2 separate regions of the Homo sapiens genome follow, and region 2 is linked to region 1. A link is a contact called in ENCODE Hi-C or POLR2A ChIA-PET data. All regions are on one chromosome and are shown on one strand. Each heading gives the region's core, a stretch centred on a gene start or an enhancer-like site at or near the end of the contact. The rest is flanking DNA. Distances are from core to core; before and after follow the strand shown. Region 1 overlaps SLC22A3 (solute carrier family 22 member 3). Region 2 has its middle 110 kb from the start of SLC22A3.

Region 1 (4,902 bases), core at 1,534-4,033:
TCAGCTTCTGCAGTTGCTTTGTTTCAGGCTGGCCTACTGAAGTCTCCCTTATGTTTGCATAAGTTGGTGGTCAGCCAAGTATTTGGAAAGAGTTTATATTCAGATTTTGGGGTTCATCCTATCTGTGGTTCTCCCATTTCTAGGGAAACTTGCCCTCCTAATTTCCAGCTGGTGTGCCAGTTTTAGGCTCTGTTCTCTTACATCTTTAGCCAGCAGGGCCTCAGCTTCCTATCACCCAACGTGCACATGGATTCAGGAAATGTACTCAGTTAATAAGTGAATAAATGGATCTGCATTTTTATTTCTTTTTCTAAGACAAGTCATACTGGATGAAATTGGGAATCAGCATGCTTTGGCTCTTGTAATATAATACAATACCTACAAGATAATATTGCCTGCTTTCACATTTAAAAATTATAGGAAATGTGCTTTCAGACTACAAAATAATTCTAAAATAAATGATTTATTTTATTAAGAAGACTAAATAATTCCTACCATTATACATATGTCCTTTAGAATTTTTAACTTAAAAAATTTTCTCCATTCCACTGGACTCACTAGAAATATAACTAAATGAAGTGTTATTGTCACCACATGTGATGCTGGAATCTCAGAGGTAGGACAGTTATAGTAGTCTCTTTGATCCCAACCCCAACACATCACCCTAAGTAGGTTTTCAGTTCCACTTTCCATTGGTAGAAAAATCATGGCTGAAAATAGACATCATAATAATCTCTTTGCTAATAAAAGGCCTCTATTATTCCTCTTCATAGTTGTAAAATAAATCATTTATGAAAATAAAATCAACGAGTTTACATTCCACTTCTTTCTTAGGCCTAATTAAGTGTGTGTCTCAATTTATGTGTTAAACCTTGAAGATATTGTAGTATAACTTTTAACTATTAGTGTTTAAACAATATATTCATATACTTTCCCTTTAGAACAGTGTTAATTAGAGTTGTGCACAGTGTCCAACTCACACTTTTCCCAGTATTCTCAGTTCCAGAGACAACAGTCAGCCTTGAATACTGGAGAGGAGTCAGCTTCTGTTTTACCTTACTCCATGATATCAGCCATAACTCCTATTTGAAGTTCAAGTTTCAGAATGCATGCTTCCAAAAATGTGTCTGCTGATATGCTTTTGAAAAGTGTTACATCAATGTACAGATAAAAGACCTTCAGGCACTGTCTTTATAAGATACTACTAAAGTAATAATCCACCATAGAATAAGAACAGCTCCTACATGTGGTATTAGGAAGGAATGCCTCTTTTTGTTTTTTTGCCTTGGAAATGAGATTATCCCTGCTTTGATTAAAACCTTCAGTAGCTCCCCACTTTTACAGAATAAAGTTTGGGCTTTTTGTATTTATTCCAAGGCCTTTCTCATTGTGTCCTGGCACATTTTTCAAATCCTGTCACCTTCTCGGCTGCACTGGCATATTCACCAATATTTGAATTATGTTTACCTTTCTGAGCTTCCAGCTGTTCTCTATCAGAGCCTTAGCAGATATCTGGTTCAGTTCGCTCTAGAAGCTGAACACCTCAATTGTGACCACATATCTTGAATTTTCTAGAAAAGTCCCAATGCCGTTGTATTTTTAATCTCTAAAATGAACTTGGCACTTCTCAGTCTATGTGTCCCTGTTTTTTGGTTCAGAAACTATGATTTACTACGTTATCATTCTATGTCATCAGATTAAAAAGCTGATTAAAAAACAAATAATTTTAAAAAGATTATTGCACATAACTTAATTTTTTGAAAATTTAAATAGCATAGTGACTCTATAGAAATTAGAAGAAAACAACAGAAATCATTATCATCACTTGCATTTCCACACTGATATGCATATTTTTCTAGACCTTTGTCTATGTATTTATGCCTATGTATATGTTTTATAAAGATAAAGTTATGTTCTCTTAGTATTTTAGTTGAGTGGCATATGATTTGTGAGTCTGTGAATCTTTTATATCATCATCATAAAAGGTTGCATTTAGTACATTGTATATATGATCATAATTCTCAAACCAATCTTTTATTTTGGAAAAGAGATTACATGCCTTTACTTTTCATTATTGTTACAGAAACACATTGAAAACCTGTTTTCAAAAAAGGGATACTAAACCTATAAGAATTTTAAACTATAGTCAAGTCATAGGAAGAAAAATAAATGCACTGGGTATAAAAATTAAATTATAATTTCAGTTTATTATTCCAGTTGTTTTATAAACCTCACATTCCAACTTATTCTAAAACAAGTTTTTAAAATATTATGTAACATAATTTGGTAATTTCTGTAGATTACAGATTCTTTTGTGAAATGTCTAACAGACCTTCTAAAATAAATACACTTGAGTATATTCTATAAATATCCATTATTTTCTCCACAAAGTTTTTAGCCTCATTATGTGAAAAATATGACACAGGATCTGTCTAGATAAGCCTCAGTTTAATTATAGTGATTACAACTTCTTCATATAATTGATTTTGTATACCTTATATGACAATAATCCTCTGAAATAATTAGGAGTTTTAAGGACTTTAGAAGAGTGTGATAAAGACATAAAAATGACTCAACACTTTTGAAAGAAGCCTGTCCAGATTCAATGATGGGAGAAATAAAATCTGGTGACATAGTCAGCATATATATTTCAGATGTATTGATCTTCATGTGACTTGTGAGCACAGGTAAGAAATGAAATACAAATCAGAAAAACATGGCAAGAACAGAGCATGAGTCATAGCTCCTTGCTTTCTGATGACTCTAACTGCAATAATCCATGGTGACTGGTTTGTATTTGGAATTACACAACAATTAGCCAAAAATGGGCCAAGTGTTTAATAATGGTAAGTACTAAAAAGCAAAACTAAACACACAGGATAATAATAATGCAGATTTTCACTGACTTTTATGGTTCTTTGATTTGGAAAAAGGAAGGTACTAAATTAACCCATCAGGAAGAAAGAGACTTTGGGACTTCACTGTTGCAAAAAGTAGTTCTATCACATTTAGTTGGCATTTTGAAAAGAGTGTCAGAGGATATTCTTTTGCTACTAGAAATTTTCCTCAAATACAGAGAAAGTGATATTGGGCAGCTTTGTGCATTCTAAGACCCCATGTAAGGAGCAGGAGCAGTGCCACAGCCATCATGATGTAGACAGGGTATCAAGGGAGAGCAAAACAGATAGAGGAAAAGCATTAAAAAGTACATTTTTTAAAAACCTCAGAATGAGTTTCACTATCCCTTTCAAGGAAAGGAAAAATAGGGACAACTCTCCCTCCTTGCCTTGATGTGAGGGCATGATGCTGAGTTCTGTGTAATTGTTGGGGCTGCTTCCAGGACTTCTAGACTCCAATCTCTTTTGGCAATCTGCCGCCATAAAATGTCAAGGATTGCCTGATCTACAGACGGTCCCCAACTTAGGATGGTTCAACTTGGCGATTTTCGACTTAATAATGGTGTGAAAGTGATATGCACTTAGTAGAAATGTACTTTGTTTTTTAATTTTGATCTTTTTCCAGGCTAGTCATATATGCTGGGAAGTGGCAGTGAGCCACAACTCCCAGTCAGTGATGCGATCACAAGGGGAAACAACTGATACTATATCCAATAAATTACATGAGCTATTTAACCCTTTATTACAAAATAGGCTTTGTGTTAGATAATTTTGCCCGACTGCAGGCTAGTGTAAGCATTCTGAGCAATTTAAAGTAGGCTGGGCTAAGCTATGATGTCTGGTAGATTAGGTATATTAAATGCATTTTTCAACTTATGATATTTTCAATTTAACAATGGGTGTATCTGGATGTGATCCCATCCTAAGTCGAGGAGCCTCTATATATTACTGTCCACCAGACATTCCACGAAAAGAAATTCTAAGGTGGAGGATAAGGGCCACCATATCTGATTAGATTTTAATTTCCGTCTTTCAACATTATGGTAGCCCTTTTTCTCCACTTGGAAAGCACAGTTGCCAAAGATTTTCAAAATCTCGTCAGAACATGCAGTAACACGTGTACCTTTTAAAGCTTGCCAAAGCCTACATTTTCTAATAAGAACACCCTCTTATGACATAGACAGCTGACCTGATGAAACACCAGCACCAGTGCCATATGAAAATCCACCTTTCCAGAATATGAAAACTAGCCTACAGAATTTAAATATTTAGTATTTTCCCAGTTTAATGTGTATCTTTTTTAAACTTCTAAATATCATTGACTTTTATACAAATATTAGAAAGCTATATTCTAATTCTACTACCATATTTTTGAGCTCAACATATTATTCTAGAATCTTCACAGCCTCAGTTTTGTTCACACATAAAATTAGGGAACACAAATCAAACAATCTTGAAGGCTGGGGCTTTCTTGTTCTGATATTTTCTGATTCTGTGAATGTTGAAGGAGTGTTAAATACAAACACCAGGTTACTCATATCACTGAGAGGATTACCATTAGATTAGGAGAAAAACATACAATGAAAAGGTTTACAGGAGGAACATAACACTAAATAAACCAATTTCACAAAGCAAAAGCTACTGTTAGAATGAGTGAACAAATTTCCACAGGTTAAAAATAGTGAACTGATTCAAAGAAACAAAAATCTTTGAGCCAAACCTACGTTTGCTTAGCAGCCTCTGCAGAGGGCCCCTCTTCCTCTTGTGTCTTGCATCCACTTTTACTTTGTGTTTTGTTCTTTTGGTGGATTGTGTTTGAGAGCAAGAGTAAGTGAGACTTGACCACAGAATTATTTTCATAACATTTCCAGTTGATTGGAATCAGGAAAAGAGACTCGAGAAAACTCTTAATAATCTTAGGAGAGTTTTGGCAAGGTTTTCTGGGCAAAGAGCTTCAAGGAAGTCCACTCCAGCCTTAAGACAATAGGATTATTGACTGAAGTCA
Region 2 (4,902 bases), core at 1,502-4,001, 76 kb before region 1:
GCAAAAAGCCAGTAGAGGTCACTGAGTCTCTTAATCATAATTTCAGCGTTCATATTGCTTCCCAGGTAAGTGGGGTTTTGACCCAGATCTCAAGTTAAGGGTGTTAGATTATTTTTCATTTGAAATTCACCAGACTGGGTTTCTAAATATGATGTAAAACAATAACAACAAAAGTTATAGTTAAACTAGTCTTCTTCCCAAATACCCACATGTCTAACGTGTGTGGGAGGGTGTTAGGCAGGGGACCTACATCTGGGGAAGAGGCAGACAGGCCCCGTGGCCCCAAATCTAGGATGGCATTTGATATTGGTTGATGGGTGAGAGCAAGATAGGGAACACTTGTGCAGGATGTGGTGTCAGCACCTGTATTACATTTTAAGGATTCCTTCTCTTTGCAGTATGCTCTGACAATTATTATACCCATCAGCCTTACCCCCTTGGCAGTAGGAAAACTAAAACTCTTAATGTCTCAATTCCGCTTTCTCAGAGGTGCAGGTGAGGGCGTAGGGAGTCTGGGGCCCTGGAAAAGCGTTCTGACTCTGCCACTAGCCAGATAGACCTGAACTACACACGTTACCTCTTTGTATCACTTGGCTCTAATCCCTGTAAAACCAGCATTTTCAAATGGTGCTTTGCACATCAGCCTTTTGTATAAGCTTTCATTTAATGAAATGTCTTTTGGGTTTTTAAAAAACGTTAAAAACCACTGGCCTAGATAATTTCAAAGCTGGGTTCCCTATTTCTGTCTCTTTCCTATTATATTTAAAACCTCACCTCCTTGACTTCTTGTTCCCTTTTTCTGCACTGCTTAGTCTGGGAGCAGTGAGGCCAAATAAAAGGAAACTTGGCTTGAGGGACACCTATGGGTGTGCCAGGCTGCTCCTGGTGTTTGCATATTTTAAAATTTAAATACTAGAAACCTCTCCGCGTTAGGTATTGTTGTTTCCATTTTACCATTGAGGAAGCTGGGGCTCAGAGAAGGTGCAGGGTGGTACAGACAAACCTGAATTGGAACCCTGGCTCCCGCCTATGGGCTGTCGGGACTTAGAAAAGTCGTGAGCTCTCGCTGATTGTTTCCTAGCTGATGTGGGCTGCAGGGCTGTTACAGGGAAATAATAAGAAAGTGCATCAAGTGCCGAGCACATCCTAAGCACTCCACCATGGCAGCTCCTACTAATAATATGGAATAGAGTTGAATCTAACATGACTCTTTCTTGCAAGTGACAGAAAATCCAACTCAAATTGGATTAAGCAAAACAAGGCAAATTCTTAGTGAGCTGAAAAGTCTTCAGGCTCACATTAGGCCCCAGACCCCAGACCCTCCCAATCATGGAGTAGGCACTATTTGGGGCACAAAGGTGACACTCCCGTGGCTGCAGATGCTGTGGTGGCTCTGGCTCTGTTGAGAAAGAATAAGAAAGGCCACTCTCTCCCTTACATGAACAATAGTCTGTCCACTCTGAGAGACTGAAATTGGGTCATGGTCCTGCCCCTGAGCCCGTCACTGATTGGCTCTGACCTGCATCAGCTGTTCCATGCTGAAGGTGGAGGCAGGACCCCATTCATACCCAGAAGGGAGCAAAAGGTAGATCCCTCACCAGAATTATGGGATGTAGGGTGAAAGGCTGCTGGGCAGCCAGAAAACAAACAGATCCTCTACAATACTTCAACTGATGAAAGCATGAAGCTAAAATCATAAGGATCCGGGTGTGAGTTCTGTCTCTCCCATATTCCATGTGACGTTGGGCAGTTATTTAATCTCTTTTAGCCTCAGCTTTCTCATCTGTACTTACATATAAGGTCATTGTGAGGATTAGGGTTATTAATCATCGCCGTCATCCCCGTCCACCACTTATCATCATCCTCCCCATCAACATCATCACCACCACCGTCATCATCATTACTACCATTACCATCACCACCATTCCACCACCATCACCATCATCACCATCACCACCGCCATCATCATCATTACTACCACTACCACCGCCATCACCACCATCACCATCACCACCATTGCCATTATCACTACCACCACCATCATCACCATCACCACCACCATCACCATTATCATTACCACAACCATCATCACCACCACCATCATCACTATTATCACTACTATCACCATCACTATCACCACTATCATCATAAATAAACATCACATAACCGGCGTGTAACCGGGCCTTGACCCCAGAGCCCACTCGCTGTGTCCTCTCTCCCACCCCCTTCTGCACATTTCTAACCACCATCCTGCACTGGCTCCCTGTCTCCTCTGGTCTCACCCACATGTCCACTGAGAAAATGATTCTCAGAACACTAACTAGACCAGGAGGAGTCACAAAACATAACTCAGATCTGTTTATCGATTTTCTATATGTTGATGACATCAGATCAATGGGTGTTCTCAGCTTCTCAGAGGGAGGTCGAAATTCTCCCCCTCTCCCCTTCATGTTTCCAGACCTTCCTTGACTTGGATATTCCAAATGCAGAGTAGGTGTTGAGGCCAAGGGGCTCTTCCGTGTCAGCCCCATCCACAATCACTGGGCTAATCTTGTGGCCCTCTCCCCAGGACCCAATCAGGGAGGGCTTCAATCCTCAAGGTCACCCGTGGCCCCCCGCCCTCAGAGGTGCCATCTCTACATTGGCCACTGGATGGCAGCACATACTCACAGACCGCGTCAATTTCCTGGCAACTAGTGGTGGGTTTACCTCCTGATCAGGATGTTTGCCTTGCTCTGAGAGCAGATCTGAGAGCAGTGATATCTAACTTAATTTTCAGCAAAATATTTTGAAAAGGGTGCTCCCTCACCCATCTACACAGTCCACGTCATGCACCCCCTGCCCGATGCTTGGTAGCCAGGAGGAGCTTCCTCCATGCAGCTCCTTCCCGGCTAGGGCTGAGCTGGGCTCTGGAGCCAGGCTCTGGGAAGAGCCTCTTCTACGCTGCTCATGTAAACTCCAGATTCAGTGTCAGTTTTCTGAACCTGAGACAATGATCTAAGTGCAGTCCAACACTTTGGGGGAAGAAAGAAAGAGTGCCTCAGCTTTTGCCTGTGTCATGCTCGCAAAGCAAAATATTTTGAGAAATTCTAATCAAAGCTGGGCTTGCAAAATTGGAAAACGATTATTTGTGAGAGCACTGAGACATCCTTGGCGTGTCCATCTGGAAAAACAGCATTCCCTCTGGCAGTTTAGCAGATGTTCTGTTTCAATTTGGCAAAGGAAATAAAGCAGTTTTTCACAAAAGAAAAACTACAACTAGGAGAATTGTCCCTAGTTGTATTTCTTCTCCCTAATTGTCAAGGAAGTGTAAATCAGAAAATGAATCAGGACAATTTCCACCTACTATGTTAGCTAATCTTTTAAAAATTGAATACTCACAAGGGTGAGGAGAATTGTTTCCAGTAACATTTTATACTGTCACACACTTTTAGAAAATAATTTGGGAGTGTTACCGCGAGATGGAAATATGTCAACATAATTATGGGAACTTAGACTTCAGAAAAGAAACGAGAATGAACTTTATGAACAAACATGTGGAAGATTGGAAGCAAGAGTGGGGCCAGTGTGCACGGGGAGGAAGCATTTGGGCAGTGACTCCGCAGACCCAGGCTCAAGCTGAACTACACAACCTCCTTACACCTCAGTTTCCTCAGCTGTAGAACAGGAATGATAAAAGTGCCTGTTTCATAGGACGGTTGTGAGGATGAAGTGAGATACACCACATTAAGAGCTTGTGCCTGAAAAGGTTAATTCTTAGTAAATGACGACTATTCTTTTTATTGCAATAAAATATACACAACATAAGAGTTAGGATTTTAATTATTTTGCAGGGTACCACTGAATGGCATTCAGTACATTCACAATGGTGTGCAACCATCACCATATTTTCAGAACATTTTCCTCATCTCAAAAGGAAACCTCATGCCAATTAAGCAGTCACTCCCCATTAAAATATTAGTTATGAAGATTGTAGCATTATTTTAAAAACTCATGATATACATTGATTGAAAAAATCAGTATATAAAATTGTGCATTATGATGTAAGTAGTAAAGAAGCATATAAAAAATCTGAAAAAGTATATAAAAAGAATAGCAATTGCATTTCTCAGACTCTCTTTACATTGTAAAAATCATTTTCATACTTTCAAAAGAAAAGCAAAAAGTACACAAACAACAACGAACGTAAAACACCATGACAAAGCCCAGATCGTTAAACCCAGATCTCAGGAACACAGAATCATATATGATGTTTACACTCTCCAAGGTCAGAGAGTCCAGCGGCATTGGGAGCTGCCTTGTGTTCTGCAGCCTCACGGACAGACAGGAGGTCCAGTGCCACTGCTCTGTTCTTCTGGTTTTCCTCCTAAACATGTTTTGGGTTCAGCAACCATTTCTTTCATCTTTTAAACACAGGTACCTTTGGGGCTGGCCTTCTCAAGGAAGCCCCAGCTTCTTGTGATTGAGAATAAAGTGTGCAATCGCTATGAGTATCTGAATGGAAGAATCAAATCCACTGAGCTCTGTGCTAGGCATTTGGCTGGAGGCACTGACAGTTGCAAGGTAAGAAAAGGTCAAGAGACCAAAGTTAGTCTTGTGCTCTCCCTTCTTGGTCTCAGCCCCTTAGACTTCAGTCCCAAAGAGGCAAATTCTAGAAGGATTTGTCAACGTTAGACCCCAGTCTAAGTGTTGTTTAGAAACTGCCTAGATCTGTCCCTGAATGCGTATTCAGATCATCTAAGGGGATGTCTTGGGGCTTGAGTTCCAGATCGGTAGCAAGGGAGTTTTAAGTGCCGTAACTACCTCAGGCCACTCACCCTCCTGGGGTGTGCTGGTGGCCAGGGACTAAAGTGGTGACTTTTCCGACAGGGAAGGAGGTAGAGGGTACAGGACAGAGACCAA

Evidence for each region. A loop is a pair of places that touch in the nucleus more often than their neighbours do. ChIA-PET counts read pairs that join two places held with the same protein, here RNA polymerase II (POLR2A). Pooled maps may share reads with other maps.
Region 2: a pooled map shows a loop between it and region 1 (2.3-fold over the local background). The contact joins two enhancer-like sites. A Hi-C loop is called at or near these places in 2 of 50 pooled maps. POLR2A ChIA-PET finds 5 or more read pairs at or near these places in 3 of 52 experiments (K562, MCF 10A and activated CD4-positive, alpha-beta T cell).

What each region holds. Positions count from the first base shown.
Region 1 is chr6:160,377,537-160,382,438 of GRCh38, reverse strand. The region is part of intron 1 of SLC22A3 (solute carrier family 22 member 3); the gene reads right to left. All of the region lies in intron 2 of LOC124901453 (a long non-coding RNA gene), which reads left to right. Among named protein-coding and RNA genes, the nearest start is that of SLC22A3, 32 kb to the right of the region's middle. Within about 2 kb of position 2,783, at least 2 of the 41 ENCODE cell types and tissues checked have a DNase peak (open chromatin) inside an H3K27ac peak, as active enhancers do.
Region 2 is chr6:160,453,885-160,458,786 of GRCh38, reverse strand. No RefSeq gene overlaps it. Among named protein-coding and RNA genes, the nearest start is that of SLC22A3, 110 kb to the right of the region's middle. Within about 2 kb of position 2,751, at least 11 of the 41 ENCODE cell types and tissues checked have a DNase peak (open chromatin) inside an H3K27ac peak, as active enhancers do.